Regions from separate parts of the Homo sapiens genome. Here all the other regions are linked to region 2. Evidence: chromatin loops called from intact Hi-C (ENCODE). Cell type or tissue: endothelial cell of umbilical vein. All regions are shown on one strand. Each heading gives the region's core, and the rest is flanking DNA. Links, peaks and the distances in the headings are about the cores only.

Evidence for each region. Hi-C counts contacts between places; a loop is a spot of excess contacts. Peaks named below come from ENCODE experiments on the same cell type or tissue, not always from the same donor. Only the 100,000 strongest peaks of a DNase experiment are listed, where the experiment ranks them.
Region 1: a loop joins it to region 2, with 7 times the contacts of the local background. A loop is called at or near these places in 2 of 110 quality-filtered maps.
Region 3: a loop joins it to region 2, with 2.4 times the contacts of the local background. A loop is called at or near these places in 7 of 110 quality-filtered maps.

The regions. Positions count from the first base shown.
Region 1 is chr10:31,045,780-31,056,246 of GRCh38, forward strand. All of the region lies in intron 1 of LOC105376481 (a long non-coding RNA gene), which reads left to right. Among named protein-coding and RNA genes, the nearest start is that of ZNF438, 19 kb to the left of the region's middle. In endothelial cell of umbilical vein, for the core only: no CTCF peak of the experiment used is centred there; a DNase peak (open chromatin) is centred at 6,072; H3K27ac peaks cover 2,759 bases.
Region 2 is chr10:31,129,931-31,140,397 of GRCh38, forward strand. All of the region lies in intron 2 of LOC105376481 (a long non-coding RNA gene), which reads left to right. LOC105376482 (a long non-coding RNA gene) reads right to left here and starts at 4,274. Exons shown (of 4, transcript XR_001747412.2): 1 at 4,190-4,274; 2 at 3,235-3,435; 3 at 479-588; 4 at 53-241. LOC105376483 (a long non-coding RNA gene) reads left to right here and starts at 3,970. Exons shown (of 3, transcript XR_930798.3): 1 at 3,970-4,871; 2 at 6,583-6,758; 3 at 6,864-10,467. RefSeq lists silencers at 3,934-4,293, 4,354-4,403. In endothelial cell of umbilical vein, for the core only: no CTCF peak of the experiment used is centred there; DNase peaks (open chromatin) are centred at 4,051, 4,901 and 7,221; H3K4me3 peaks cover 346 bases; H3K27ac peaks cover 1,618 bases.
Region 3 is chr10:31,078,197-31,088,663 of GRCh38, forward strand. The region is part of intron 1 of LOC105376481 (a long non-coding RNA gene); the gene reads left to right. Among named protein-coding and RNA genes, the nearest start is that of ZNF438, 52 kb to the left of the region's middle. In endothelial cell of umbilical vein, for the core only: a CTCF peak has its summit at 5,667 (motif pointing right); no DNase peak of the experiment used is centred there.

The DNA of each region.
Region 1 (10,467 bases), core at 3,533-8,532, 83 kb before region 2:
CTGGGGTAAGACGATATTTCATTGTGGTTTTGATTTGCATTTCCCTGATGATTAGTGATATTGAACATTTTTTCACAAACTCGTTGGCCATTTGTATGTCTTCTTTTGAGAAATGTCTATTCTTGTCCTTAGCCCATTTTTAAATGGTATTACTTGTTTTTTTCCTGCTGTTGCGTTTGAGTACTTTGTATATTCTCGACATTAGTCCCTTGTCAGATGAATAGTGCAGATGAATAGGGAGAAATATGCAAATATTTTCTCCCATTTTTGTTTCTTCATTCTGCTTATTGTTTCCTTTGCTGTACAAAAGCTTTTTAGTTTTATGTAGTTTAATTTGCCTATTTTTAGTTTTGTTGCCTGTGCTTTTGAGGTCTTAGCATGAAATCTTTGCCTAGACCAATGTCCTAGTGTGTTTACCCTGTTTTCTTCTAATAGTTTTATCGTTTCAGGTTTTACGTTTACATTTTTAACCCATCTTGAGATGATTTTTGTATATAGTGAGAAATACAGGTCTAGTTTCATTCTTCTGCATATAGATACCCAATTTTCCCAGCACCACTTATTGAAAAAGGTGTCCTTTCCCCAAAGTACGTTCTTGGCACCTTTGTTGAAAATCAATTGACTGTAAATATGTAGATTTATTTCTGGGTTGTCTATTCTGTTCCATTTGTCTGTGTGTCTGTTTTATGTGAGTACTATGCAGTTTTGGTTACTATAGCCTTGAAATATGTTTTGGGCTAGGCACAGTGGCTCATGCCTGTAATCCCAGCACTTTGGGAGGCCGAGATGGGTGGATCACTTGAGGTCAGGAGTTCGAGACCAGCCTGACCAACATGGTGAAACCTTGTTTCTACTAGGAAAATACAAAATTAGCTGGGCATGGGGATGCGTACCTATAATCCCAGCTACTTGGGAGGCTGAGGCAGGAGAATCGCTTGAACCTGGGAGGTAGAGGTTGCAGTAAGCTGAGATTGTGCCATTGCACTCCAGCCTGAGCAACAAGTGCAAATCTCTGGCTAAAAAAAAAAAAAAAAGAAAGAAAGAAATTTTGAAGTCAGGTAGCATAATGCCTCCAGCTTTGTTCTTTTTGCTCAGTATTGCTTTGGCTATTTATGTTCTTTTTTGGTTCCAAACAAATTTTAGGATTTTTTTTCTAATTCTGTGAAAAATTAGATTGGACTTTTGATAAAGATTGCGTTGAATCTATAGATTGCTTTTGATAGTATGGTCATTTTAACCATATTGATTCTTCTGACCAATGAGCTCAGGATGGCGTTTCATTCATTTGCGTCCTCTTCAGTTTCTTTCATCAGTGTTTCGTAGTTTCCATTGTAAAGTTCTTTCACCTCTTTAGTTAAATTGATTTCTAGGTATTTTATTATTTTTGTAGCTATTGTAAATGGAATCCTTCTTAATTCTTTTTCATATAATTTGTTATTAGTGTGTAGAAATGCTATTGATTTTTGGATGTTGATTTTGTGTGCTTCAACTTTACTGAATTTGTTTATCAGATAGATCTAAGACTTTTTTGGTAGAGTATTTAGGTTTTTCTAAATATAAGATTATGTCATCTGCAAAGAGGGAAAATTTGACTTCTTCTTTTCTGGTTTGGATGCCTTTTTATCTTTTTTTTTTTTTCTTACTTGATTGCTCTGGTGAGACTTCTCATGCTGTGTTTAATAGGAGTGGTTAAAGTGGGTGTCCTTGTGTTGTTCCAGTTCTCAGAGGAAAGGCTTTCAGCTTTTTCGCATTCAGTATGCTGTTAGCTAAGGGTTTGTCATATATGGCCTTCATTAAATTGAGGTATGTTTCTTTTATGCCTAATTTGTTGAGAGTTTTTATCATGAAGGGATGTTGAATGTTATCAAATGCTTTCTCAAATGCTTTTGCTGCATCTACTGAGGATTGTGTGGTTTTTGTCCTTCATTCTATTGACATGTTGTATCATGTTTACCAATTTGTGTATGTTGAACTATCCTTGCATCCCCGGGATAAATCCCACTTGATCGTGGTGTGTTTTTGATGTACTGTTGGATTCAGTTTGCTAGTATTTTCTTGAGGATTTTTGCGTCTATCTTTATTCGGGACATTGGCCTGCAGTTTTCTTTTATTGTTGTGCCCTTGTCTGGTTTTGGTATCAGAGTAATATTGGCTTCAGATAATGAGTTAGGGAGAATTTCCTCCTCACTCTGTCGCCAGGCTGGAGTGCAGTGGCGCAATCTCGGCTCACTGCAACCTCCGCCTCTTAGGTTGAAGTGATTCTCCTGCCTCAGCCTGGGTCTGAGTAGCTGAGACGACAGGCGCCCGCCACCACGCCCAGCTAATTTTTGTATTTTTAGTGGAGACTGGGTTTCACCATGTTGGCCAGGATGGTCTCGATCTCTTGACCTTGTAATCCATCCACCTCGGCCTTCCAAAGTGCTGGGATTACAGGTATGAGCCATCACGCCTGGCCCTTCAGTTTTTTTGAAATAGTTTTAGGATAATTGAGGTTAGCTCTTCTTTATAAATTTGGTACAATTCAGCAATGCAGCCATTGGTCCTGGACTTTGCTTTGTTGGGAGACTTTTTAATCACTGGTTCAATCTCATTACTTGTTATCAGTCTGCTCAGGTTTTCTATTTCTTCCTCATTCAATTTTGGTAGGTTGTATACATCCAGGAATTTATCCATTTCCTTTAGGTTTTCCAGTTTGTAGCACATGATTGTTCATAATAGTCTCTAATGATCTTTTGTATTTCTTTTTTTTTTTTTTTTTGAGACAGAGTCTTGCTGTGTCCCCCAAGCTGGAGTGCAATGAGGCAATCTCTGCTCACTGCAACCTCCGCTCACTGCAACCTCCGCCTCCCGGCTTCAGGTGATTCTCCTGCCTCAGCCTCCCAAGTAGCTGGGACTACAGGAGCCTGTCACCATGCCTGGCTTTTTTTTTTTTTTTTTTTTTTTTTTTTTTTTGTATTTTTAGTAGAGAGGGGTTTCACTATGTTGGCCAGGCTGGTCTCAAACTCCTGACCTCGTGATCCACCCGTCTCGGCCCCCCAAAGTGCTGGGATTACAGGTATGAGCCACCATGCCTGGCCGATCTTTTGTATTCCTGTGATAACTAGTTGTAATGTCTCTTTTTTTGTTTCTATTTTGTTTATTTGGGTCTTCTCTCTTTTTTCCTTGCAAACATCTTCTTTAATTTTAAAAAGTGTGGATTTTTAAAATTGCCAACTCTAGTATTTTTAAATATAACATAATTGATGTGAATGGTAAAACTTATATTTCTTAATAAACCTAATGAAAAAGAAAACAAAATTCCCCCAAGTTGCCATTTTAATTCCCTAAAATAGATGTTTGTGTCCCTTAGCAACCTGCAAACTATATGTATTTCTTTTTTCCTTGTCATTAAATCGTCATCCAAGAAAACCAATGATAAGAAGGATCTATACAGAGAAGAAAAGTAAAAACTGGGATTAAAAATATAGGATAGTAGGCCTGGCGTGGTCGCTCACGCCTGTAATCCCAGCACTTTGGGAGGACGAGGCAGGCGGAACACTTGAGGTCAGGAGTTCAAGACCAGCCTGGCCAACATGGTGAAACCCCATCTCTTCTAAAAATACACACACCCAAAAATTAGCCGGGCATGGTGGCGCATGCCTGTAGTCCCAGCTACTCGGGAGGCTAAGGCAGGAGAATGGCTTGAACCCAGGAAGTGGAGGTTGCAGTGAGCCAAGATCACACCACTGCACTCCAGCCTGGGTGACAGCAAGACTCCGTCTCAAAAAAAAAAAAAAAAAAAAAGGATAGTAATATAAACTATACCTAATATATAGGTATATATATACACACACACACACACACACGATATATATAGTTCTATACCCTCACTATATAGTTCTATACCCTCACTTACTTCTAAAGTTTAGATGAGTTTCATTAAAATTGCATGGTTTTCAGAACTTTTTGTAGATTTTTGACATCATCAGATGTATGATACACACACACACATTGAAACCACATAGGTGGAGGTACATAAACTGAAATGAACTGATAAAATATATTTTATGTTACTTTTAGGATATATAATAAACTCAAAAATAATGTTTTCTCAAATAATTACAACCCAGGCTTTGTAAAACTACTGTCTTCCAGTAATAATGATACATAGTAATCTTTCTTTATAATAAACATTACAGTTATAAACCTTAGGGTTGTAAGGAAGTTTAAAAACAAATATTTACATTTTTATTTTCAAAATAAGAAGTAAAATAATTCCCATTATTACTGTTTACATTACTGCTTCCAAGCATGCCTGAGGATATGAGAAAAATGTTCTTTGTTATCCTGATCATAAATGGCCAATTATTACCTCCCCAATCACATGAAATTAGAATCTGGAATTAAAACAACTACAAAAAACTACAAAAAACAAATAGAAAAAAAAAACCTTCAGAGTGCCCCATAAGCACTCTATTCCTTCCATTTTGATGGATTTTTCTTTTTAGTATCATTGGGACTGAAAACAATACTTGTCCTATACTGTTATTTCTAATATAAAATTTGGGTTTGCATATGGTTTCTCCCTTGTATTGTAAGATCCTTGGTAGTAGAGGATACATTTTTGCTTTTCTTATTTGTCTCCCAGTATTGTGCTGTGTTCACAGAAGGTCCTTAAAATACAATTTTTAAAACACACTGAAATAAATAAGAACATGTCTTGTCCTTAAACATAATTACAAAGACATATTGATAGCTACTTTGAAGGGAAGGACTCAAGCAAAGCTAAATTGTAAATAGTTGCCAATTCCTTTAGCTAGTGTCTTGAAAGGGCAACATGATAACCTTTGATGTCTAGTACAAGTCTTGAATCTGCAGGAGCAAAACCTTAGAAACCCTCAAGCCCCAAACCATGGAAATCCAATTTTGACTTAAATAAAAAGCATTCTGTTGAAAATGGTTTTATACGTTAAGAATCCTTGATGCATACCTTCTATTAATTTTTCTTTAATCTTTTGGAAAAAGAACTGATTTTGATATAATCTGTGTCATAAAACATAATACAGTAACTCTTAAGTATACAAAAGCAATTATTGCTGTTAACTAAATGGAGAATTTTAAAAATTCTGTGAAGAGACATTTAATGAAACAGGATCTACATTAATTTTAAAGATTTCCGAGTTCTGAAATGAACACATATGCCCAGAAAAACCTAATTGAACACCAAATTTATCTATCGTTAAGTATTTTTATTCCTTACAAATACTTTTAATGTATGAAATTAGAATTTTATGTTACAGAATAAATGCTAATTTTTTTAAAAGTCTTACTTTCATATCTATTACCTGTGTTTATTCATTCAACATGTATTATCAATCACGTGCTCTGTGCAAGATACTATAATATAGACTTTGTAAGAGAAAAATATCAGTAAGGCATTGACTTTTAATAATCTTTAAATTCAACAGAGGAGATCAGATAGGTAGAAAACAAGTAATAATAGTACAAGATAGAAAATTCTAAGTATAGTTCAATTTTAATTATGAATATAAGTTCTAAATAAATATTTAGTAATGCAAATTTGGCAACATTAACATTAATTATAAGTATAAACTGTATTTATAAGTGTATTTATAAACTGTATTTATAAGTGTATTTATAAACTGTATTTATAACTGTATTTATAAACTGTATAAACCTATATAGGTTTATTAAGGGAATATGTATACATACATATGTATACAGTTTTAGGACATATGTAGTAAGTACTACATATGTGTTATACTATTAGTTATGTATTCCAGGAATATAAGGATGAGTCAACATTATGAGATATATTTAGTTTATCATATTAACTATTAAGGGAGGAAAATATATGTATTTATAAATATACACAAGAAACACATTTGATAAACTTCAGCAGTGATTAGCCAAAAACTCAAAACCAGCAACCGTAATGTTAAAAGGCAAATACCTAAAGCAACTATTGTTAGAATCAGGAAATAGGTCGGAATACCTACTGTATTAGTCAAGGGTCAGTCAGGAAGCAGAAGCTACACCAGTTATTTTAGCAGAGAGAATTTAATCTAAAGAATTATTAACTAGGTATTAAATTGTTCATGAGGTAGCTAAAAGAGAACTTGAGATCACAGAAATAGGAACTGCAGAAAACTGCTACTGCTCTGTGATTGGGTGGGATCAAGAAAAGAGGTTGGATTTATTAAAGCTTAGGAGCTTGGAGAAGGGCTGTCTTGGAAATGAAGCTCAGACTTCTGAGTAGAAAGTGCTGATAGTATCTCCGGGGGAGATACGGCATTTAGAAATACTGTCAGTTGGGTTCACTTGTTGCTACAGGAAGGAACTGCTGCTGCCAAGATGAAGAAGCATTGGTGGGATGCCACTCATATGAAAAAGAGGCAAATAGGGAGCCCCCAAAAAAACATGCAGGAAGGAACAAGCCTCTTCCTCCTCCTTCAGCCTGTGAGCTCCGTGAAGCACCTCTATCAGCACAGTTTAATGGGAGCCAACTTGCAAAGCAAAAATAAGGTTTGAAGTTCTAGCCCAGGCATTACCAGCCCAGTAACAAAGGCTGGCTTTGGAAGTAAGACACAATAACTTAATAAATGGCATATTTACTATCATCGTTTTATTCAAAATAGTTTTGGGATTTAGGCTAACCCGGAAGGTTTAAAAAACCCAAAATAAACCATAATAATATAAATGCTTGGGAAAGGGGGCAATTCATTTTATTTGCAAAGACATTATTATACCTAGAAAACCCACAAAACTGTATTAGAACATGTTTTAAAATAAGAGAATTAGGTAAGGTGGCAAGATATAAGATAAATATACAAATATAATGTAATTTGTACTAGCTACAACTTTGTTGTGTATCAAAACAATCATACCACAGTGGCTTACAAGAGCAAACGTTTATTTCTCACTAACTTTACATGAGGGCTGATGGTTGGTGTTGGGAAACTCTCCTCCATATGTTACTCTTTTTCCTACACATCTTGCTGGGTGTGCTAAGCATGCAAGGGCCTAATCATTTCCTACCCAGCCTTTTCTCAGGGTTATGTTTACAACAAGCAACCTCGAGGGAGGAGGTGATTTTTACCTCTGGGACAAAGAGCTGGCTTGCTCACTACTTGCTATGAAATCATGGGAATTTAAGTTCTATATTCCTTTCCTGTAGCGCAACCCAGCATTTGTTCAGGCATCCATCTGGGCCTATTCACATCATCACTGAAAATGAAGACTCAGGGAACCAAAACAGACATGCTGACATTCTGACTACTGCTTTTGCTGTAATCAAGTGTTTTGTCTCTAACCCAAGTGTCTTCATTCAGCATCCATGAAACTGGCAAGTTAACATGTTGGCTTGAAAGTAAGGCGAAATATGAGACCCTTCCCAGTTCTTCACAGTTGGCTGCTACACTGCTTCATGCTGTGTAGGAGGTCAGTAGGAGGTCTGCTTCACAAGCTGTCTCATTCTGGGATCTAGACTGAAGAAGTAGCCCCTACCTGGACATTTCCATGTCATGGAGCAGAAGCTCAAGAGGCCAAAAGAAATCACAGAGCTGATTTAAAGTTTCTGTTTGGATGTACTTGTGTCACATCCACTCACATTCATTGGCCAAAACAAATCCCATGGCCAGCCCAAATTGGGGGAGGAAGCATGCTTCATCTCTGAAGGTATTGTAAATTATACCCAACATGCATGAATGTATAGTCCTCTAACCAAGGAGGGAGTAGTTAATGACAAATAATATAATTTACCATACTCACAAAAAGTAGTTAAATATAAATGGAAAATAAAGCCCTCTTCCCAACAGCCAAGAAAAAAAACTCTAAAAAAATTTAATAAAAAATTACAGTGTCTATATGCAAATCTTTTTTCTTGAAGAATATAAAGTAAACCTTAATAGATGAAAACTTATGCCATGTTACTGGATGGAAATATAGTATGATAAAAAACTTCTCTATTTTAATGCAAATTAAATCAGAATCTTAGTTTATGGTGTTCTTTAAAATGAAAATGAGTTATATATCCATCTATGGACCAGCTAGATCATCTATGAGAAACTGTTAAGTGATAAAGCAAGTTGCAAGAAAATGTGCAATATAATACCATTTTATTTTATAAGATAAAAACATTGCATGTTTGTGTGTATGTTAATGTAAGTATGAATACATTTATAGGTACATGAAGAATAGGGTAGATGGATAACTTGATTTACATCAGAGGGATTAGTTTGTAGAGAGGCTGGGGGAATGATTCTTTTTTCTTTATGTATCTTTATATTGTTTAACAATGGAGTTCAGTCCAACAGTAAATTTAAAAATCACACTTTGGGAGGCTGAGACGGGCTGATCACCTGAGGTCAGGAGTTCAAGACCAGTCTGGCCAACATGATGAAACCCCGTCTCTACAAAAATACAAAAATTAGTCTGGCATGATGGCGGGTGGCTGTAATCCCAGCTACTGGGGAGACTGAGGCGAAAGAACTGTTTGAACCTGGGAGGTGGAGGTTGCAGTAAGCTGAGATCGTGCCATTGCACTCCAGCCTGGGTGACAGAGCGAGACTCCATCTGAATAAACAACAACAACAAAAATCAGAGAATCATAAAAAATATTTTAAACCTAGCCTAAGTCTCTATTAGAAGGTAGCATCTTACTTTATTTTATTTTATTTTATTTTATTTTATTTTATTTTATTTTATTTTATTTTATTTTATTTTTTGAGACAGGGCCTCATTCTGTTACCCAGGCTGGAATGCAGTGGTGCAATCATAGTTCACTGCAGCCTCAAATTCCTGGATGCAAGCAATCCTCTTACCTAAGCCTCCCAAGTAGCTGGGACTACAGGCATGCATCACCATGCCTGGCTGTTTGTTAAAAAAAAAAGTTGTAGAGAGAGAATTTTGCTATGTTGCCCAGGTTGGTCTGGAACTCCTGGCTTCAAGTGATCCTCGCTCTTTGCCTCCCAAATTGTTGGGATTACAAATGTGAGCCAATGTATCCAGACTTAGTTTTTATTTTAGATTCAAGGAGCACATATGCAGGTTTGTTACATGGTATATTGCATGATATTGACGTTTGGGTTTCTAATGGGTGGCATATTTTAGACCTGTAACATATTTGTACTCATAGAATGAACAAATAATGTGCTTATAAGGTTCAGATATGAGAAGAAACCAGGCAGTCATGTAGCAACTGCCATTAGCAGCACTAATTACTCTTCAAAACCAGCTTGGCATTCTTGAAAATACCCCTCATTAATATTTTTCTTCTATAAGGCAGCTGAAGATGGCAGCCCAAACACACAAATCTGATGAGACTTACTTATATATCAAAGTTAGATCCAGGTATATTGCAAGCAACAGGGATTCAACTTCCTCAGTGTGTTTCATGTGAAGAAAACACCAGTCAAAGGAACTATGTAGCCCTCGCTTAGCTTTAATGCATTTAAATCCAATTTACATAAACCTTATTTTTATATGGGTAGGCTTTATTATTATAGAGTGCAATTCTCTGCATATATAATATTAATATGGGAACATATGCAGAAGATGTAATGGCTGTAAAGATTTTGTATAAAGTAGCTGTATTAGTCTGTTGTCACACTGCTATAAAGAACTATCTGAGACTGGGTAATTTATAAAGAAAAGTTTAATTGACTCACAGTTCTGCATGGCTAGGGAGGCCTCAGGAAACTTACAATCATGGCTGAAGGTGAAGGGGAAGCAAGGCACGTCTTACATGGCAGCAGGAGAGACAGAGTGAGGGGGGATGTTTCACACTTTAAAACCATCAGATCTCATGAGAACTAATTCACTATCACAAGAACAGCAAGGCAAGAATCTGCCCCCATGATCCCGAGAGGTAACAGCATGCTGGCAGCCCTCGCAGCCCTCACTCACTCTTGGCGCCTCCTCAGCCTTGGTGCCCACTCTGGCCACACTTAAGGAGCCCTTCAGCCCGCCGCTGCACTGTGGGAGCCCCTTTCTGGTCTGGCCAAGGCTGGAGCTGGCTCCCTCAGCTTGTGGGGAGGAGTGGAGGGAGAGGTGTGGGCGGGAACAGGCAATGCCTGCCTGCTTGGGGGCCAGCTAGAGTTCTGGGTGGGCGTGGGCTTGGCAGCCCCTCACTCGGAGCCGCTGGCCGGCCCCCCCTGCCCCAGGTAGTAAGGGGCTTAGCACCTGGGCCAGCAGCTGCGGAGGGTGCGCCAGGTCCCCCAGCAGTGCCGCCACACAGGCGCTGTGCTTGATTTCTCCCCGGGCCTTAGCTGCCTCCCTGCCGGGCAGGGCTCGGGACCTGCAGCCCGCCATGCCTGAGCCTCCCCGTGCAGCCATGGGCTCCTGGGCGGCCGAGCCTCCCCAACGAGCACCGCCCCCTGCTCCACAGCGCCCAGTCCCATCAACTGCCCAAGGGCTGAGGAGTGTGGGCACAGGGCGGGACTGGCGGGCAGCTCCACCTGCGGCCCT
Region 2 (10,467 bases), core at 2,846-7,845:
ATGACTTGAACTTAGTCTTGGTCCTCCGGACAGCAGATCCTGAGACAAACGCTTGAGTGCAAAAATTTATTGGGATGTGTGATCCAGCAAGTAGGAGTAAAAGACAAGACGGATGAAGGACAGAGGATGGAAACCAATACAAGGATGAGTTATTAAGTTGGCCACAGCTCCTGGCGAATGGTTCCTGGCTGTTTCTGGGCTGCCTGAGGAGTTGCATGAAAGATGTTTCAGGGCTGTCCATCTGGGGGAAGAAAGGAAAACATTTATCCATTAGCACTTAGACTCCATTGATCACTCCTGGGTTGGGCAAAATGCATGGGCCCCCGACGGCTTAGAGAAGCTCCAGGGCAGACTCTGGAAGCTCCAGCAGAGGTGTGAGGCAAAGGCATGAGGCAAGGCCCCAGCAGGAAGCTGCTCAGAACCTGCATCAGTAGCTGGAATGAGGGACAAGGGACACCCAAAGGCACTGAGGTCATACCCAAGAGGTGCCTGGTGCACAGTCCAGATTTAAAATTGGTTGCTGCTGGAAAACCATCTTCTTAGAATCTGTTCATCTTTAGCAAATTGCTGATCCCTAAGTAATGACCCCTGTAAGAGTTAAGTAATGTCAGCAGGATACTTGTTTCAAGCACCATTCCATCCATGAACAGAGCCAGCATTTGCAAGTATGTTCTTTGCTTCCTGTGTCAAAATATGAAGCTTTCATGAATGCTCCAGAGATTATATCTGAAAACAGATTTACTCCAGACATCTAGTCTAGCACATGCGGCCCAACTTAATGTCCTATAGAGATAATAAAGAGTTGAAAGAATAAAACTGTTCATTTTATACACATAGGTAAGAAACCATATCTCCACTCATTTTCAGAGCATCTTTGACTTTCCAGAAGCAACTTTCTTTTAGGCTGGGTGGTTTAAATACAGTTTGAAAATAATGTGAATTTTCACACTGTGTTCTCATATAAGGCCCCTGAAAATTTTTCTTCTCTGAAAATACAATATTGACTCTTTTATGGCCAAATTAAGCTACAACAAATAAGGTACGATTCTATTTTCCTTTTCACTGTAAACAGTCTCTATTGTTTAAAATAATATGGTCCTCTGGAGGCCAAGGTGGGAGGGTTGCTTGAGGCCAAGAGTTTAAACCCAGCCTGGGCAACATAGCAAGACACCCATCTCTACAAAATGTTAAAAAATTAGCCAAGTATGGTGGTGTACACCTGTAGTCCCAGCTAATAAGGAGGCTGAGGAAGGAGAATCACTTGAGCCCAGGAGTTCAAGGCTGCACTGAGCTATGATTGCACCACTGCACTCCAGCCTGGGCAACAGAGCCAGACCCTGTATCCAAAAAAAAAAAAAAAAAAAGAAATGCTTCTCTGGCTCATAAACCTATTGCTGAGAAATTTGCCACTGGCTATTAAGCCAATCCTTGGAAAACTAATTGTAAACAAAGTGTTTTGGATCTTGCTACACAGCTGCTCAACTCTTCTATTTGAGAATGAAGTGTAATGAAATTACAACTTAAACTTATTGAGAGGAAGAGCTCAGTAATGCTGTTGAAGACTTGGAATCCTTCTAGCTGGAAAAGCAACAAATAGCCAAGGCGCAGAAGGCTTCACTCAAGCTCAAAGGCAGCAAGCAGAGAAAACCTAGTCCCTCGGGCTATCAGCCACTGTGATCCCTCTCCATTAATACACCAGGCTTAATTAGTTAAATTAACCTATTAGAGGTTGGATATTTATTTTTTAATTAACCAATTATTAGCAATTTAAATAAAATTTATATCTACCATGAGAATTCTACGTGCCTATAAGAGCTTTTAACGTCTTAACAAGACTGTAAATTAGAAACTATTATCTCTATGTACAAATAAAGTACCTGGGCACAGAGATGCTAAGGAAGTCCTCCAAAGTCATACAGCTAAGTAGTGCCAGAGCTGGATTTAAACTCAGGTGACACTATAGAGTACCCCCAATGCCTCCTTAATCTACATCTTCAATCCTTTTTTTTTTTTTTGAGGTGGAATCTGGCTCTGTTGCCCAGGCTGGAGTGCAATGGTGTAATCTTGGCTCACTGCAGCCTCTACATCCCAGGTTAAAGTGATTCTCCTTCCTCAGTCTCCCAAGCAGCTGGGACTATAGACTCATGCCACCATGCCTGGCTAATTTTTGTACTTTTAGTAGAGATGGGGTTTCACCATGTTGGCCAGGCTGGTGTTGAACCCCTGACCTCAGCTGATCTATCTGCCTATCTGCCTCGGCCTCCCTCAATGCTCTGTTTGTCAAAAACAACAATTTGTCACATGGCATAACAAAGAAATCAAGGGGAAGGAGTAGACCTTCATTATGGCAAATTAATCTTGTGCAGATCCCTTGATCCCAGCTCCTTCTATCTCTCAGAGCCTAGGAGGAGTTACGGAGAAACGGTGCGGCAAAGTTAACACTGAGCTTCATCGATATCCTCCAGCTGCAAATGTTACTAGATGCTTCTTCAACAAACTACCTGCCTGAGGACAGTGCACATGAACACATCATAGGCTCTGTAAAATCCTCTGGCAAAGAAACCTGTTTGCCCGAGGATCCCTTTTTGAGGAGCATCTACTTGACACTCATTTGGAAGAAGGCAGTTTCAAAATCACCGAGGTGCAGAATATCACAAAATAATAAATTTGAAACCACAGCCCCTTGGTACCAGGCAGTTCCCACTGGTACTCGGAGTGGAGCCGTCACAGCTTGTCCTGGCATCCCAAACAGAAAATGTATGTATGGATTTCTCACTAACTTAAGAGGAGTCTGACTATTCATTGGCTCAACAAGTATTTATGGGGCATGAGGAGTCAGGCACAGTGCTGGCTCACGAAACTTACAGTCCGGTGGGGAGGGTGAATTTTGCCCGGTTGTACATTTGATGAGTATTACAAAAGAGAAGATGAAAGAGCTACAGGATCCTGTAACTGGAGGACCTGATCTGGCCCAGGCACCAGGGAAGTGACATTTCACCTGAGGCCAGAGGAATAAGTGGGAGGGGAATGGGCTGGGGGTGGGCTATGCAGGGAGACCTATGTGGGCAAAGGGCCTTTCTCCTGGTAAGTTTCTACTCACCCAGCCTCCACCTGGACATCCTCCCTCCCTTCCTCCCTCCCCAGGAGCTGGGCTGAGGGCCGCCCTACTGCTATCCATGGCACTTGTCACCCAGAGCCCTGGTGAACTGTTTGCTTGTATGCAGCACCCCTCACCACATGAAGAGCATCTCAAGGGCTAGGAGTCTCGTTTCTTGTATCCCTGGTCCACCGCCTGATCTCCAGCACACATGAGGTATCCATCAAAATGTTAGCGAAAGGAAAGGAGGAAGGGAGGGAGGGAGGAAAAGAGGGAACAAAGTAATTAACGAATCCCTAGCTGCAGGCACAGGTTGATTCTCTGCAATGTCTCCTTTTCTGTCACAGAGAAAAAGAGCACAGTTAGAGTTCACAGGGACCGCGCCCTGCCACACATTAATTTATTCTCCAAACATTTGTGGAAGTTGCTAGAGACACAGATGCAACGTGTTTTCAGGGAGCTTATGATCTAGCAGTGGAAGCGCAACAGAAGTGCAATTCTTTCATCCTTTTGCCCACATAAAGCAGGCAAGGCACGACGAATTTTGATGTCAACTGCCCAGGCAGGACTTTGTCCCAGCCCAGCGACCCTCACGAGGCCAAGGGCAGAGATGATAGTTGTAATATACTCTTCTGTCCATTTCCTTGATATTCTCCTCAAGGGGTGGGGGGCGCCTGAAATCCATCTGCCCCGGGGAGAAGGGCCTCGTGGGCCAGCGCAGCTTGCTCCTCTGCAGACCCAGAAGCATTTGTGCGTCCCGGGCGTGGCAGGCCCGGCGCCCACTCCGCCCTCCCGCCCCTCCCCCGCGCCACGTCACCCGGGTCACGTGAGTGACCAGGCTCCTCACCCCAACCCCCCTCCCTACTCCCGCCAGACTCAGCTGCTCTCCCCGGGAGCTGGGGAGCCGGGGGCGGGCAGCCGCGTCTGTCCTGCCCCTCCTCGCCCCCTCCCCCGCAGCCTGAGGAGGGCGTTAAGCAAGGGGCTTCGGAGAAATTAGAACCAGCGTTCTAAATTAAGGGGAGCAGATGTCCTTGTTTTGCTCGCGAGGCCTGGGTGGCCTGCTGTTCAGACAGAAATCGTTGAGGCGCTGACCTTCCGGGACTGCTGTCAATCTCCGCGTGCAGATGGCCAGCCCGGAGCCTCGCCGCTCCCCTGCATTGGAAATGCGGCAGCCGGGGGTGCCGGCAGCTTGAGAGAAAAGTCTGCGTGGAGGGGGGGTGGGGGGGATGAGGGGAGGCCCGGGGAGACAGAGGGCAGGAGAAAAAGGCCGGCCCCGCTCACAATGGAGCCCCTGTGGCGGCCCCTCCGAGACAATGCGGTCCCCCGGGACCCGCGGTGGGTTGCGCCAGGCCAGTCCGCGCTCCAGCTGCCTCTTCAGAACAAGGCAGTGCAAATGTGCCCACTTGATTCTAAATCCTCTTAGGCGCTGTCCATGTGAACAAGGAAAGGGGTGGCCCTACGATCCTTTACAATCGGAGGCCTGGGGAGGCCTGGGAGCCCTGGAGCTCCGGAAAATGTCTGCACCACGCATGCAAATGGGTCATTTCGCTTGGAGAGAGGCATCTGGCGACATCGGCAGAAAGGCTCTCTGCCCGGTAGACGGTGAACAAAACCCACAAAACCAGCCAGCCAACAGCGTGCACTAAACACCCCTCTCTGGCCCTTCAATGCCACCCGGAGTCCTGAAACATTTTCAGGTTGTTTCCCCTGGAGAGACGTCCCATGAAATGTTCAGAAAAGCCAGCTGAGCTGTGCAAAGTCATTAGTCACCCAGGTATTTACACTGTTTTTCCTATTTCCTTTCTCTTTTGGCCTCTGTGGTCAGTGGTATAAAATTCCTAGGAACTCCCACCTAAACACCAGCTTCCTGTTTATTCTTGCAGTGGCTTTAATGTTTCGCTGTTAAAAGCGGTTGACCAAGACACTGAAACAATCAGTAGAGGTTCGCAGGTGAATGGAAAAAAAAATTTAATTAAAAAATATATCTACTGCTCAGGTCAAAGGTCCAGGTTCATTTTTACTGCTTATGTCAGAATCGCAAAGGGGAAAAGGTAAAATTAAAATGTAACTTAATGCCTAAGATCTTGGTTCAGTTTCATTTGGCCCCTGTGTCTACATGAACCTATAAAATACGATACACTAAAGTATGAATGTTTTCATTTCTAGCAGTGGAAGGCCTTTTTTTTTTCAATGTGGCATGACGTTCTTTTGTTAGAGAAGGTTAAAGTTCAAAAGTTCATATATTAGCACAATCTGTGTGCTCCTGCGTGTGCCTTACACCTCGCTATGCCTGTTCCGCCTTAATTTCCTGCAGCAAAACCTTGCATTTACAGAGCCATCAGAATTGCAGCCTCCCTGGCCTGGAAAAGAACCCTCGAAGTCACCTCATTCAACCCTTTTCCAATACTGAATTCCCTGTATGGCCCCTAGGGAGTGTTAGTGATGGGACCCTTTCTACCTCAGATTTTATAAATTTATTTTTTAGAGACAAGGATCCACTCTCTCGCCCAGGCTGGAGTGCAGTAGTACCATCACAGCTCACTGCAGTCTCTAACTCCTGGGCTCAAGTGGATCCTCCCACCTCAGCCTATGAGTAGCTGGGACTACAGGCATGTGCCACCATACCTGGCTAATTTTTTAAATTTTTTGCAGAGATGGGTTCTTGCTATGTTGCCCAGGCTGTTTGTTTGTTTGTTTGTTTGTTTTTAAGAGGGAGTCTTGCTCTGTCACCCAGGCTGGAGTGCAGTGGTGAGATCTCGGCTCACTGAAAGCACCGCCTCTCAGGTTCCAGCTATTCTCCTGCCTCAGCCTTCCAAGTAGCTGGGACTACAGGTGTGTGCCACCACGCCTGGCTAATTTTTGTGTTTTTAGTAGAGACGGGATTTCACCACCTTGGCCAGGCTGGTCTCGAATTGATCCACCCGCTTAGGCCTCCCCAAGTGCTGAGATTACAGGTGTAAGCCACTGCGCCCAGCCCCAGGCTAGTTTTGAACTCCTGGCTTCCAGTGATTCTCCTGCCTCAGTCTCCCAAAGTGCTGGGATTACAGGTGGGAGCCACCGTGCCTGGGTAACAATCTTATTTTTCATAAATGTCTTCTATCTATAAAACCAAAATATGTCTCCACTTATGGAGTCATGCGGAATAAATCTAATTTCTTTTGCACATGATATTACCCTACAAATGTTTTGGAGATAGCTCTGCTGTCCCCACACAGTCTTCTCCCTGCTAAACATCCTGAGATCCTGCAGCAATTTCTCTCATGGGTGTGAGCCTCTCGCATCACCCTGAGTTATCTAGCGATGCTCTAGTTAGTGTAAATCCTTTAGAAACTAAAGACAGAAATTCAACTCATGCCGAAACTCAGCTTCTTAGGCAGCACGGGGGAACATGGGTTAAAACCAAAAGACAGATCGGTCGGACCATGTTTGAGTTACTCAGACAAAACTACATTTCAGTTTCTCATTTTAGTCCTTTTCTCTTCTAGGTCATTTATGCCACACTCAGTTATGAAGCCTAGGAAAGAAGAAAAAAGACCTACTATGTGCTAGTTCATGTGCTTGCAATGTATCCTCACAGAGACCCTCTGAGTGGGTTCTATGGTTTTTCCCCTTTTATAGGCTCAAAGGTTAATTCATCCATTCAAGGCCACACAGCTAATAGGTAGGAGGGTTCATACGTCTGACCTGCAACTTACTCTTTACATTATACAAAGCTGCTGCTGCAGATGTTTCCAGCTAAAACTTATATCCCAAATTTGTTTTTCAGCGTATCCTGTGGCATACAGTTTTTATTCAAGGCTGGCTTGTATATATCATATTTATACAGCGACAAGAACTTTTGAAATACAAGTTAAGAACTTTAAGGAGAAAAAAACGTTCTTATTGGAAGCAAATGAAACAGAAATTCCAAGTTAAAGCCAAAAGTCATCCTGAACATGCTTTTATTCCAATGGTATTACTTAACAGCAAAGTGTTATATTACCCTTGAATTTCCTGCCTAAGCTAAGGGTAGGCCAGGCCCTTGATGCTGCTTAAATTGTTCCATGTATCCCAACTATATCACAAGCAATGCCATCACACTTGACTTGTGCCTGATCTCCAACTTGTCAGTTAGTCAAGAAGGAGGAAAGAATCTGTTTCCCGTGCACACACTGTAATTTTTTTTTCCAGTGTTGCTAAGCCTGCCAGAACAAAAGTAAAACCACAAAACAAGATTTAGATCAGTGTCTTGATCACCCTGTTGCTATTTTACAGTTTTAGGAGGGTTGGACATCAAACACTTGAAACTGTCATCTACATATTCCTTCTCAGAATAAGGAAGCACTGGCATGTACCCCTGCTAAATTATTCTCTACCCCCAAATGTTGGAAACTTTCTCTCCAGGAAAATGCTCTACAGAAGGCACGTTGAATTAATGGAGTTAGTTCTGAGAAAGGTTCTTACTGTCTAAGATGAACTGTCATATGCTGACTTCCGGCCAGGTGGACTCGACGCCTTAGCAGGAATGTTGCTTAGACATTTAGCTTTTTCTAATTTGTTTGCTATTATAAACAGTGCTTGAGAAACCTAAAGTACACCCCCACCTAAAATTACTATCACGTCGATTTGTTTATCTTCTTTATAATTGCTTATCCCAACTGAATGTTTCATAGCTTGCATGCTTGTTTATGTTCTACTTTCTTTCTCGGGATCATGACTTGGGCATGACACAAGTTACCTCTTCTATCTTGTTTATTACCACGTAGTAAGGACTCAGGAAATATTTTTGAATGAATGAGTATATCTTTCATGCACATGTATTTTACTGTTGTACAATTATCTTCTTAAGATAAATCTTTTGAGTAGTCAAATTCATAGACACAGAAAGTAGGATGGTGGTTGACAGGGGCTAGGGTGGTGGGGGGAGTGAGAAATTAGTGTTTGATTATTTACTTTTATTTTATTACTATTATTACTTTTGAGAGAGGGTCTCACTGTTGTCCAAGCTGGAATACAATGGCGTGATCATGGTTTACTGCAACCTCAAACTCCTGGACTCAAGCAGTCCTCCTGCCTCAGCCTCCCAAGTAGCTGGAACTATAGATGCACATCACCACACCCAGCTAATTTTTTTTAAATTATTTTTTGTAGAGACAGGTCTCACTATGTTGCCCAGGCTGGTCTCAAGGGATCCCCTGCCTTTGCCTCCCAAAGTACTGGGATCACAGGCATGAACCACTGCACCTGGCTGAGAGTTAGTGTTTAATAGGTGCAAAGCTTCAGTTGGGGAAGATTAAAAAAAAGTTCTGGAGATGGACGGTGGTGATGATTGCACAACGTGAATCTACTTCATGCCACTGGGCTGCACACTTACAAATGGTTACAATGTTAGTTGCCTCACAGCCTGAACAAGTAAAATGGAAGCTGTAATTAACCTTAAAAATATATATGTGTCTGAGATATAATTGTATATAAGTATATGTATACAGACATGTAAACTATTTGTTAAAAAAGAAACTAGAACAAAAATATTTTACATTTACCTGGAAAATGGTTAAAATGGTAAATGTTATAGTATGTATATTTTACTACAATAAAAATGAATAAATTTGTTGAATTGCCATTCTTGGGCTAAGGGTAAGTGTGCATATTTTAAGCTGTGGTATATATTTTGAGACTGCCCTTCAGAAGAATGATGCCAATTTACATAAAAAACAACTATAAGGGCATGAGAATACCCATTTCAATGGTAGGTTTTCTCAGTCTCTTTATTCTTTGTATTTGATAGGCAAAGACAAAGACACACACACAGACACATACACACACACTTTACTGTTTTATTATTTTATGTGTGAATATTAATATAGTTGAAACTTAAGATTGAATATTGTTTTATATGTTTGGCATTTCTTCTTTTATAAGCAGGCTACATGTATCTTTTCCCATTTTTATGGGGCTCTTTACTTCCTTTTATTGATTTGTAGGAGCTCTGTGTATAGTAAAGGTATTAATTCGGTCCATCATATCATTTGCAAATAATTTTTCTCCAGTTCTTTATTTCTGCGTAAATGTCATTTGTGATCTTTTGCCATAGGAAATTTAAAATTATATATTGTATCAAGATAATCTTTGGGTAAGAAAATTCCTCGTTCCAAGATTATGAAAGTATTCATCTGTGTTTTCACCGAGTACATTTCTGGCTTTGTTTGATGCATCTGTATGTCGATAATAAGGAATCAGGTAAAGATATAACTGAATTGTTCTTCTTGCAAATCCATTATTTTATCATAATTTGTTATATAATCCATGCTTTCTATCGGTTATTTGAAATGTCATCTTTTCTTTATAATAAGTAACCATATTCTTAGGTCTATTTCACTGATCTGTCTATTCCAGCACCTAGGCCATGCTGTTTTACTTACAGTGAAAGCTATTATACCAATCTATCTAGATGGTATTTGTTGCCATAAATCCTCGATTAGTGAGTCACCTCTGTGTTTGGGAATTAATGGATGATTGGAAAATTTTTAAGTTATATGTAATCATTAATTGGAAAGGCCGAGTGAGATCAAGAATTTTCTGTAAATGGGAATCGGCAAGTGTGTTAGAGGTAGCTCCCTAGAAGGACCAGAATGGTAGAAGGAGAACCATCACTTCTTGGCAGAGCAGGACACCTGGCACAGTGTCAGGCTTTGTACTTAGATCCAACGTATTTCCCCACGCTAGATTCACTTAGCAACCAGTGTGTTGGATGGCAAGCTGGTGGGCTTTGCCCTCTTGATAGTGAATGCTGTCTCTGCCACCTACTAGGTGTGCGATCTTAGGTAAGTCACTTAACCAATCTGCATTCCGAGACTCATGGCAGCTATCCAATATGATTGTTATAAAGATTAAACAATACATTTAAATGCACTCTGAAAGTGATCATATTGAAATATTGATCGTCATTATTTTTACTTCTACTACTGTTGGGGAGGGATGCTTCCCTCCCATGTCTTCATGCTTGTGCCCATTCACCTGCCTCCTGGCCTTGCTGCTTCTCATGAGACAGAGTTCTCCAAGGAAGCGCTGCTATCAGGACAGTCAGACTCAGAGGCCACCTGTTGACCTCCTTTGATGATGGATGGGATTGCTACTTGCAATGTGATGGACACTCCAGGAATCTCCCTTCTGATCCGCCTCTTTCGGGATACTGCTACTGCTGGCTTCCACAGTTAGGTCAGGGTTGTGCTCTACCTAACAAGCCTTCCTTCATCCTCTCTTTTTCCTCTAAAAACATTCTTAATGTGTTAGTACCATGATTTTTATTTTCTTGCAAGGGATGTCTTGGTGGTGGATTAGGAGGTCTGTTTGGCCTTAAGTCTCAACCGCAGGCTCCAACGCAGCTTAAC
Region 3 (10,467 bases), core at 2,724-7,723, 52 kb before region 2:
ATGCATATGCAAAGGTCTACTTTGTGTTACTGTTCTTTAATTATATATAAGTGAGGTCTAATTTTCACTGTGTGCATGCCTAGAGAGGTCAATTCTTATGTACACATGCCCTTTCTAGCTATATGATCCATATTTATGTTCTCATTAATGACCAAATTCTCAAGTCTTAGTTTTTTTTCAAGTGGCTTAAAATTCAGTTCTTACAGGATAAAAGATGATGTGGGTCTGGGGTTCATTCCTGGAGGCAGAGTAAACCTGAAGCACCCTCTGGCATGGGAACTGGTACCGGGGAGAGGCTGGACCCCATTTTGGAGCAACCATGAAGCAATGTGATCAAGGGGCAGTCCAAAGTGGAGCTAAGGAAGGAAGCTAGAGCTCAGCTCAATGGAAACAGTATAAGTCCACAGGTCAGAGGGTCAGGAAACAGGTCTAGGGCCATGGCCTTGGACAATCAGGAACAGGTGAGGAAGGGAAATGACCAGCAAGATATGGACTGAGGCAAATATTTTGGCGTGCAGGCTGGGAGCACTGAGAACATGCTGGGGCTTTTCCAACAGGTGCCAACATTGTAGAGTGGGAATACCCCCTCTAGCTTGGAGGTTTCTGCAAACGATCTCGCTTAAGGTCTTCTAAGGTGCGGTATTTATACCATTTAATTATCTGAGTTAGTAAGGGGTTTCTATTTCTTCAGAAACTTCACGCAGACATCTTGAAGTTTGAGATTGAATTGAGCAGGCCTGAAACTTAAACCATAACACCTTCCCTTCTCTAGGCCTCCATACCTCAGTGGAGGATGCTTCTGGGGATAAAACGCCTTCAAAATGAGTTATCCTCATAAGTCACATGGGTGACATTGTTAAGCATCACATAATGCAGTGACCAAAGTTTGCTACAGATCCCAAGGGTTTGGCTGTACAAAGTGAAGTTGGACAGGTTGGCCTCATGCCAAACTGGGGTCTTCATCGTGTCCTTAACCCTTTCCCCTCCTGTGGTCAGTGTCGTCCTGCTTTCCAACCCGCCCACCATTGCAACAGCTATGCCCATTGAGCTTTAGTACATGCTAACTTCACAGTATGTACTAACTCCTTTACATATAATAGGTGATTCAATCCTTGCAACAATCCTAAGCGTAGTATTATTATTACCTCATTTTATGGATGAAGAAAATTAGGCTCATAAAGATTAAGTAACTTACACAAGGTCACTTAACTGCCTGGGAAGTAAATCCAATTCTGTAGGACAACAAAGCCAAGACTTTTCACCGCCCTGCTCAAATTCTAATAAGAATGAATTACAGATACAGGTGAATCCATTATATTCAGTGAATGTAAGTTTTAGGCAAGATGTTGTCCATTCGCAGGATTTACATTTTAAGATTTCATCTTCAATTGTGGAACAAAAGTTGGGGTCCCAAATGAAAAGGATAGGAGGCAGCAGGCAGGAGAGGGCTGGGTGACAGTGGAATTATAGATTCTTCTTTTAGAATGATGAGTGGATGCTCTGAAAAGATTGCTAGGCTCTGCCCTACCTCCTCCAGAGAGATCCAGAAGGAAGATCAGCCCAGGGCTGCCTGGGTGCCCCTGTCAAACCTATTTTCAGGCAGGGCACAACGGCTCACGCCTGTAATCCCAGCACTTCGGGAAGTCGAGGCGGGCAGATGGCTTGAGGTCAGCAGTTTGAGACCAGCCTGACCAATATGGCAAAACCCCATCTTTACTAAAAATACAAAAATTAGTGAGGCATGATGATGCATGCTTGTAGTCCCAACTACTCAGGAGGCTGAGGCAGAAGAATTGCTTGAACATGGGAGGTAGAGGTTGAAGTGAACTGAGATCGAACCACTGTACTCGGCCTGGGTGACAGAAACAAACAAACAAAAACCTATTTTCAGAACCTGCACATATTTGGCCAACTTTCTTAGCAACTTTCCCTGTGGCCCAGACCCCCACTGTGACCTAACACAGCTGAGTACCTGGAGCTTTTCCTCCTGCTCTCCAGCCTCGGTCCTCACATCTTAGCCTTTCCCCTTCCTCCCGTCTCTTTTCCTTATCTGGCACATATGACGCTACTTCTAATAACAGTAGCAAACAGAGGATATTTACACCCTACATATGTTAACTCATTCAATTCTATTTTCTTAGCATTTAGAAATTTTAAAAATGCCATAATCCTCCCTTTGTTCTCATCCCAAAGTGCATTCTTAGGTTCCTTGTATCACCTTGGCCTCTGACAACATTTGTGACAACACAAGTGCATCGCCAGAATGTATCTTCTTTGCAAGCATCTTCTTTGCAAGCATAGGTAGTGTTTTCTCCTGAATTCTTCTGTTGCCTCTACTCTGCTCCTCCTTCACCTCCCCACCTCTCCACCACTCACCTTCTCCTAAGAGCTCTACTCTGTAGCATTTGCTGCATGTTCCAGACCATTCCAGGAGCTTGCCTGTGAAGTCATTAATTCTTTCTTTCTTCTTCTTCTTTTTTGTTTTTTTAAAGAGACAGGGTCTTGCTCTATCACCCAGGCTGAAGTTCAGCAGTGCAACCATGGCTCACTGTAACCTTGAACTCCTAGGCTGAAGCCTCCCAATTAGCTAGGACTACAGGTGTGCACCACCATGCCTGCCAAATTTTTTAATTTTTTGTAAAGATGGGGTCTTGCTATGTTGCCCAGGCTGGTCTCAAACTCCTGGCCTCAAGCGATTCTCCTGCCTTGGCCTCCTGAGTAGTTGGGATTATAACTGTGACCACTACACTGGACCTTAATTCTATTTTCTCCCACCCTCCTTCTTTCTTTTCCACCACATATTTGCAGAATCGTGATTGTCCCTCAAAAGTGGCTCCAAATGTTTCTCTATTTATTTAAGGAGTAAGGTCATCAGCCCTGAAATCCAATTCTGGCCATAGACACATCTCTCCAGGCTGTGTTGGTAACTAACCTGTCACTTGGGAAGAGCCATAAATGATAACAGTTGCACCTCATGCCCTCGCACTCCCTCACTGAGAGAAGTCTATGGGCCACATGGAGGCTGCAGGCAGAGGCTGCTCCTGAGCTTCTCCCCTTCTCTCCCATTCCTTTCGAGAGAAAAAGAAAAGCCCTCAGCAGAGCTCCCCGAACCTCCCTGGGCCAAAGGATGAAACAAAGAATATATCTTTACAACACACCATAAGTCACCATGAAACTCAGGCCATCATTTTCATGGTTTTGATAAATATGAGCTGTGCTGAAATTAGAGATCATAAATTTGGGAGCCAAGAGGAGTTGACTTAGATTTAATAGAACAAACTGCTACATGAAATCTGTCTTATTAAAGTTAATTAAAGGAAGTGGAAATGGTCATCTATTAACAGAATCTAGCCCTCCAAGGAATATCGTTTGTGAATACAAATCCCTTCATATATACATGTGGGTATGATGTGTGTAGATATATAGTGGGTCTATATTTATATATATTTCATGATTTAAATAATGAGACTCAAATGTATTTTTTCTCATCTGTTAAATTACAAATGTCTAAAATAAAAAACGTTATAAAGGTCTAGAATCAAATAATATTTCATTGTATGGTAATATAGATTAACTATCATAAAGAATAAAATTTTATAAATTTTTCCTAGTACCCACACGCCCACATATGCACACAGAGTAGGCCTGTTTTCCCATGTTATGTTTGCCACCCTTTCCTGGACAATTAATGCAGGACATATTTTAAAATGTCACTATCCAAAGACATTAAGGAATCCCTTACAGACTTCTGTCTTCCAGATCACTAATATCTTAAGAAAGCAAATGTAACAAGGTTATTTTTTAAATATTAAAAAAAATTTTAAAAATTTTAAAAATTAAAAATAAAAATATTTAAAAAAAATTAAAAATAATATTAAAAATATTAAAAATAAAAATAAGAAATTAATAATAAAAAAAATTAAAAAATAAAAAATATTTTAAAAAGAAAATAAAAAATTTTAAATAAAAAATAATAAAATAAAATATTTTTTAAATATTAAAAATAAAAAAAAATTAAAAAAATAATAATAATACATTCAAAAGCAGAGATAGTTACCTGTGCTGTCTTAAATCATTTTGGGAAAAGTGAGCCTGCTTTTGAATATAGCTCATCATGAGTTTTATATTTAAATTAACCTCCTTATTTTTTATCTTCAAACTCACCAACTGATGGATCCCAGCTTGCAGTAGTTAATCCTACGGATTTAGGAGAATTCAGGCCATCATTCCAAGACCTGGACTCCTTTGCATAGTTTCTGCTCTTATTGAGGGCTGAGCCCCTGTGGTGCATGAGCTGAAGGAACAATTAAAGATGAAGAGAAAAAGGAAAAAGAAGTTTCTTCAACTGAGTTGCCTAAATCAAAAAGCTGGTGCATGCCAAAAAATTTGCAAATCAAATCACTACACACTAGTCTAGAATGTTAGCAAAAGTGTTGACATAGGGCTTAAATTGCTGTAAGCTATATAGAGAAAGTGTCTGTCTGTTTATCTATTTGTTTACAAAATCAAAGTGGAAGGCTTTGGGGATTAAAGGCAATGTCTGGAATCATACAAGAGTACAGCATTGTCTGTAGATGTGGTGGGATTTAAGTTACTTTCTTTCTTTTTTTTTTTTTTAGACTAATTTTGCTCTGTCGCCCAGGCTGGAGTGCAGTGGCATGATCTCGGCTCGCTGCAAACTCCGCCTCCCGGGTTCAAGCTATTCTCCTGCCTCAGCCTCCTGAGTAGCTGGTATTACAGGCACATGCCACCATGCCTGGCTAATTTTTGTATTTTTAGTAGAGACGGAGTTTCACCATGTTGGTCAGGCTTGTCTCGAACTCCTGACCTCGTGATCCACCCGCCTCAGCTTCCCAAGTGCTGGGATTACAGGCGTGAGCCACCGCGCCCAGCCCAGGGTTTAACTTTCTTAACATCGTCCTCTGTTCTCCCATGCTGGTGGTGATACCAGAAATGGAAACAACAGGTTTGAAAGGCAATTTGGCATTCTCAAGTAAAAGTCATAACACTTTTCATGCCCTTTGACTGAGAGATTAGTCTTCTGAAAACTTACCCTGAAAGAGTGAGAAAAAAAAAACAACACAAGTGCCCAACGATTTCCATTGATTTTTATTTTCAAAAGCAAAGTCTTGGCCATATACTAGAGAATCTAACAATAAGGAAATGGTTTAAAAACTGAAGTACACTGTGCAAAATATGGCACGGTCATGAAAAATGTGAGCTGTGGATCAGGCATAGTGGCTCACACCTGTAATCCCAACACTTTGGGAGGCTGAGGCAGGATGATCACTTGAGGCCAGGAATTTGAGACCAGCCTGGGCTACATCATAAGACCCCCACCTCTACAAAAAAAAAAAAAAAAAAATTAGCCAGGCGTTGAGGCATGCACCTGTAGTCCCAGCAACTTTGGGGGCTGAGGCAGGAGGATGGCTTGAGCACAGGAGTTTGAGGCTGCAGCGAGCTATGATCGTGCCACTGTACTCCAGCCTGGGCAAAAGAGCAAGACCCCTGTCCTCCCTTTCCCCAGCCCCTCAAAACGTAGGGCTTGTAGTAACACGAAAACAAAGCTCAAGCTATAGGCTGGTTATTCAGCTGTGGTCTCCATCTTGGAACCCACGTTGCTCTGGGGTGCCCAACCTGGAACTTTGCCTATCAAATTTCTACTTTGCCTGCTGGCTCCGTGTTTGATTCCACCAACAGAGGGCACTAGAGGAAGATTGAAGGCAGGAATGCAGAAAAGGGACATGCCCCTTTCTGTCTGCTTCCTGTCTTGGCAGAGATACCCACGTGGCCCTTCCCTCTGGACAAGCAGCTGGTCTCACCAGCACTGGCTCCAGCCTCCAACTTTGTAGCCACATCTAGAACCAGCCTCACCGCCCCTCCTCTTGGAAGTGTCAACTTGAGCCCTGGTGGCATCCCCTCCCCAGAAGCGCAGGCCCCAGTTCTGCAACACCCCTCCCCTGCACACTTCTGGGTTCCGATTACCCCAACTTCTTTCCTTTCTTCCTCCAGCCCCAGGGGTGAGAGTTGCTTCCTAGGGTTACTATGCCTGTTTTATTTCAGGGTTCCTTTTCCATAAAATCAAATTCTCTCTGCTGAATAATTAGTGTTAAAATAAATAAATATTAGTTTCTATTTTTCTATAAATAATTAGTTTATATTTTCTTGACTGATTAAACAAAATCAAGGAATAAAAATGTATGTATAGTGAACACAACCACATGAAGCTATGTAAACAGTTCTCTGGGAAAAAGCATTGGAAGGAAATTTACCAAAATCTGAATCATGGTTGCGTTCAACCTGGTGTTAGGCTTATGAGTGAATTTTCTTCTCCCTTCACCCCTATTTTGTGAATTTTTGGGGGAAATATGGTTACATTACTTTCATAGTAAAAATATAAAATTATACATTTTTTAATGAGAAGATTTGATTCCAAGTATGAATAAAAGCGTATTTAGCCTGAAGAGAGTCTGGCCTGTAAAAATCAGACAAACTATAATCTGGGTAATGAAAAGTGACTGCAAATGTGATCACAATTCCACTGGGGATAACTTTTGAAAAAGAGGAGCAGTAAAGACCAGAGTGAAGCAAGTGATGTCATAGCTCTCCAAGAACCAAAAAGGGTATGGTTCAAAACTAACAAAATGAGACGGTTGATGGGATCTTCCAGCAAATTCTACAAGCCTATTCCATAGATAACCCATGGACACTGGAAGAAAGCCTGGATTCACAGAGACCAGTTTATGCTAAATTCACCTTATTCCCTTTTATTGCTGGGTTATTATGAATTGATCATGTACTTGCTTATTTATTTATTCATTCATACAATAAACATTATTACATAACTACTCTATTCCAGGAACCGCCTTGGTGATAGAAATAGAAAGGTGAACTTCTAGTAGGAGAGACAGGTAGATGACATTTAGATGCTATCAACATGTGTCCTGGAAAACAAATCATTCTAATTTAAACTTTTTATTTTACCCAGTAATATGCAAAATGGACATCTAAACCTCATCCCTGTGCCTCACCCATCACTACCCCCACTCCAGTCCTGGTGGTGAGTGGATTACGGGCACCAGAGAGAGTTTCAGATGAGGCAGGGATTGACATGGGTGGGAGTGAGGGGTGGTTCAGGGGTGCAGTGGGGTGGGGTTAGGCACCATCTGGCAGCCAAAACACATAAAACCAAGTGGCATATGTTTTTTCACACTTGCTCATCTCAGCAGGGGCCATCAATCACTCTAAATAAGATGTCTGCTCATTCTCTTGATTTCATATGAATCTCAACTGGTCCACAATCAGATTCTCTGAATTTTTCTTTAATGTTGCAGTGGTCAAATGCATTTACTTTCTAGTAATAAAGAGATTCAGCTGTTTAGTCATGGAACCCATTCTATTTTTAATGTGGACATTCTTGTTTTTTTGGTATTCTTTCTTACTTGGTTTATCTTATTGATTAGATATATATAGGAAATTGGTGTGGGTGAATATTTGTCTATAATATGATCTTCCATTCTCAGCCCTAGACTAAAATAAATGTCTAACTGTTCTTTTAGTATTCTCTGTTGTAGAGCTCCATCTTAGCTAATGTTCTAAAGCTTTATTAAAATGATGGTTGGAGGGACAAGTCTCAAATCTCTTAGAGATTAACCCAGGTATAGCTTTTAATATGTCTTTATCCCTTTTTCCTCCAGTGATAAAGAGACTATACCTATAAAAATTACAAGCCACTTAGAAATGAATAAAATGGAAAAAGAGTTTTCCACAATCAACGGTGGAGGGTGTTGAAGATGGAAGAAGGGAGAGGGTTCAGGTTGATACTGGGTGACATAATAGAGATTTTACTTTTTGACATGGCTAAGTCAGTAGGGCTGCAAAAAATGCTCTGCTTCCGGGTGGACAAGACCCCTACACGAATCTTTGTAATAAAGTGTGGTAAGGACTCTAATGAGGGAATAAGAGGGAAGCTGTGAGCAGCAGGACAGGGTTGGGGAGGAGTGGTGGGTGGGACGTGAGGCTGAAGGCTGGGGCTAGACCACAGGTCCATAGTACCACGCTTACCATTAAACAACAAACAATTTATGCAGATCCCACCATATTTCAAAGCATATAAAGTGGCCTATTAAAATATATATAATACAAGAAGATCAAGTATAAAAAAGTATGTCGTGAACTTGGGGCAAAATAATTAAGGATAGGAAAATAGGATTAACCCACGAGTAAGGCTGGTCTAAAATCAATATTTGAGCCAGGCAAGGGGGCTCGTGCCTGTAATCCCAATGTTTGGGAGGCCGAGGTGGGAGGATTGCCGGAGGCCAGGAGTCTGAAACCAGCCTGGCAACATAGTGAGACCCTGTCTCTATTAAAAACATTTTTTTAAATAAAGATTAGCTGGGTGTGGTGGTGGGTACCTGTAGGTCCAGTTACTTGCGAGGCTGAGGGGGAGGATCACTTGAGCACAAAAGTTCAAGTTTACAGTGAGCTATGATTGCGCCACTGCACTCCAACTTGGGCGACAGAGGGAGACCCTGTCTCTAAAGATAAAATAAAATAAAATCAATTTTGTTGAAATATGCAGAAATATTTGTAGGAGTTCCTAGGCATTTGCTGAAAATGGACTACAAGTTAGGTTCCAAGCTTTCAGGTGCATACGCAAAACAGATACAAGAAAAAGAAAAAAAGAAAGCAAACTCTGATCACATTGTCAATTACATAAATTTACAACCCAGTCACCCAGATAAAGCATAACTCTTCCTGGTACTGAGATTAGAAAGAATATTTTCCTCTTGGGTCTTCATGAAGAAGGCACTGGGTGATACAGTGATAAGTACATCAATGGCCTTTTTAAACGACAAAAGGCAATGCATTCTTTGGAGATATTTCTTATATCAGTATTCGAAGGAAGCTGAAGTCAAAATACTATCATCCAATTCATTAAAAGAAACTCTGTGACAGTAAAAATCCTGTGGTATGAGCATATAACTTATCTCAGAGAGAATATTAGAGTAGTAGTTCCTCTTTTGAGTTGTGGGCCACTTTGGAAAACTTTCCATTCACTCATTTGTTAAAAACAAATGTGTGCAGAGATTTCACTCTATTCCAGGCTATGGCAGCCTTGCAAATGGGCTGCTCAGGTATCCTGCTGTGGGGAGCCCCTGTCCCCTCCATTCGGGGTCCACTGCCATACTGGCACCAAGGCCACCATCCCTGGAGCTGCTCCCAGTCCCTGCCAATGATGGAGCACAGTAGATCCAGGTGACAGTGCTGACCCAATACTGCAGGATGCAAGAGTCCTTAAATGGGCAACTTTGGCTGGAGGACATCCCATGGGCTTATAGGAAACTGCCTTAGAACTGCGGTTTGACAGTCTTCCCACCCGATCTCCCTTCTTTCCCTGTCCCCCTTCATAGGGTTCAACCTGAACTGTGGTGGGAAGGCTCTCCCTGCCTCCTCCTGCTACCTCCTGTGGTTCTTCACAGTGTTTCTCCCAGTAAATCTCTTTTGCATCTGATCTCATTTTGTCACCTGCTTTTTTGAGGAGCCAAACTAACCCACACACTGAGGATTTCACAGTTACCATGACAGTCAGGGGTCCTGCCCACAGGGAAGAGACAGACTACAAACAAGGCAACAAAGACATAGCTGAGATGGCTCCCAGATAGTAATTAGTGCTCAAAAGGAAACAAGACAGGGTTATGGGAGAGAGAATGAAGGGAAGCCTACTTTAGGTTAGGGGATCAGGAATGGCCTCCCTTGCTAAGCTGACACCTAAATGTCAGGCTCATGTGAGGCAGGGGAGAATTAGTTTGGTGTGTTTAGGGACTGCAGGGATGTGTGGAGAGTAGAGAGAGGCAGCAGAACACAGGTGGCATGTGAGATCAGCCCGGTGGGCAGGATGAGGTTGTGTAAATCCTGGGGAGGAGCTCAAATTTTATGTTAAGTGTGACAGGGAGATTAAAAGTATGGGTATAATTTTAGGGATATTACAGACCTCATAAAATTTGTTCTTAAGTGTAGACTTATATAGATAACAAGTGAAATCCATATGTTTTGGGCAATTTTCCATAAACACTATCTCTTCTCCTTAAAAAAAATTTATTACTTTTGAAAATATGCTACACATTTATAGTAAAATTTAAAAGTGCTAAATATACAGAAAAATACAAAAAAGAAAATATAATCATTCCAAGTGCACTATCTGGTAAAAATAACAAATTTATTTATTTATTTATTTATTTATTTATTTATAACTTTTGTAGAGATGGGGTCTTGCTTGGCCAGGCTGGTTTCAAACTCCTGGCCTCCAGGTGCGGTGGCTCACACTTGTAATCCTAGCACTTTGGGAGGCCGAGGCGGGCAGATTGCCTGAGCTCAGGAGTTCGAGACCAGCCTGGGCAATATGGTGAAACCCCCTCTGTACTAAAATACAAAAAATTAGCCGGGTGTGGCAGCATGGGCCTGTAG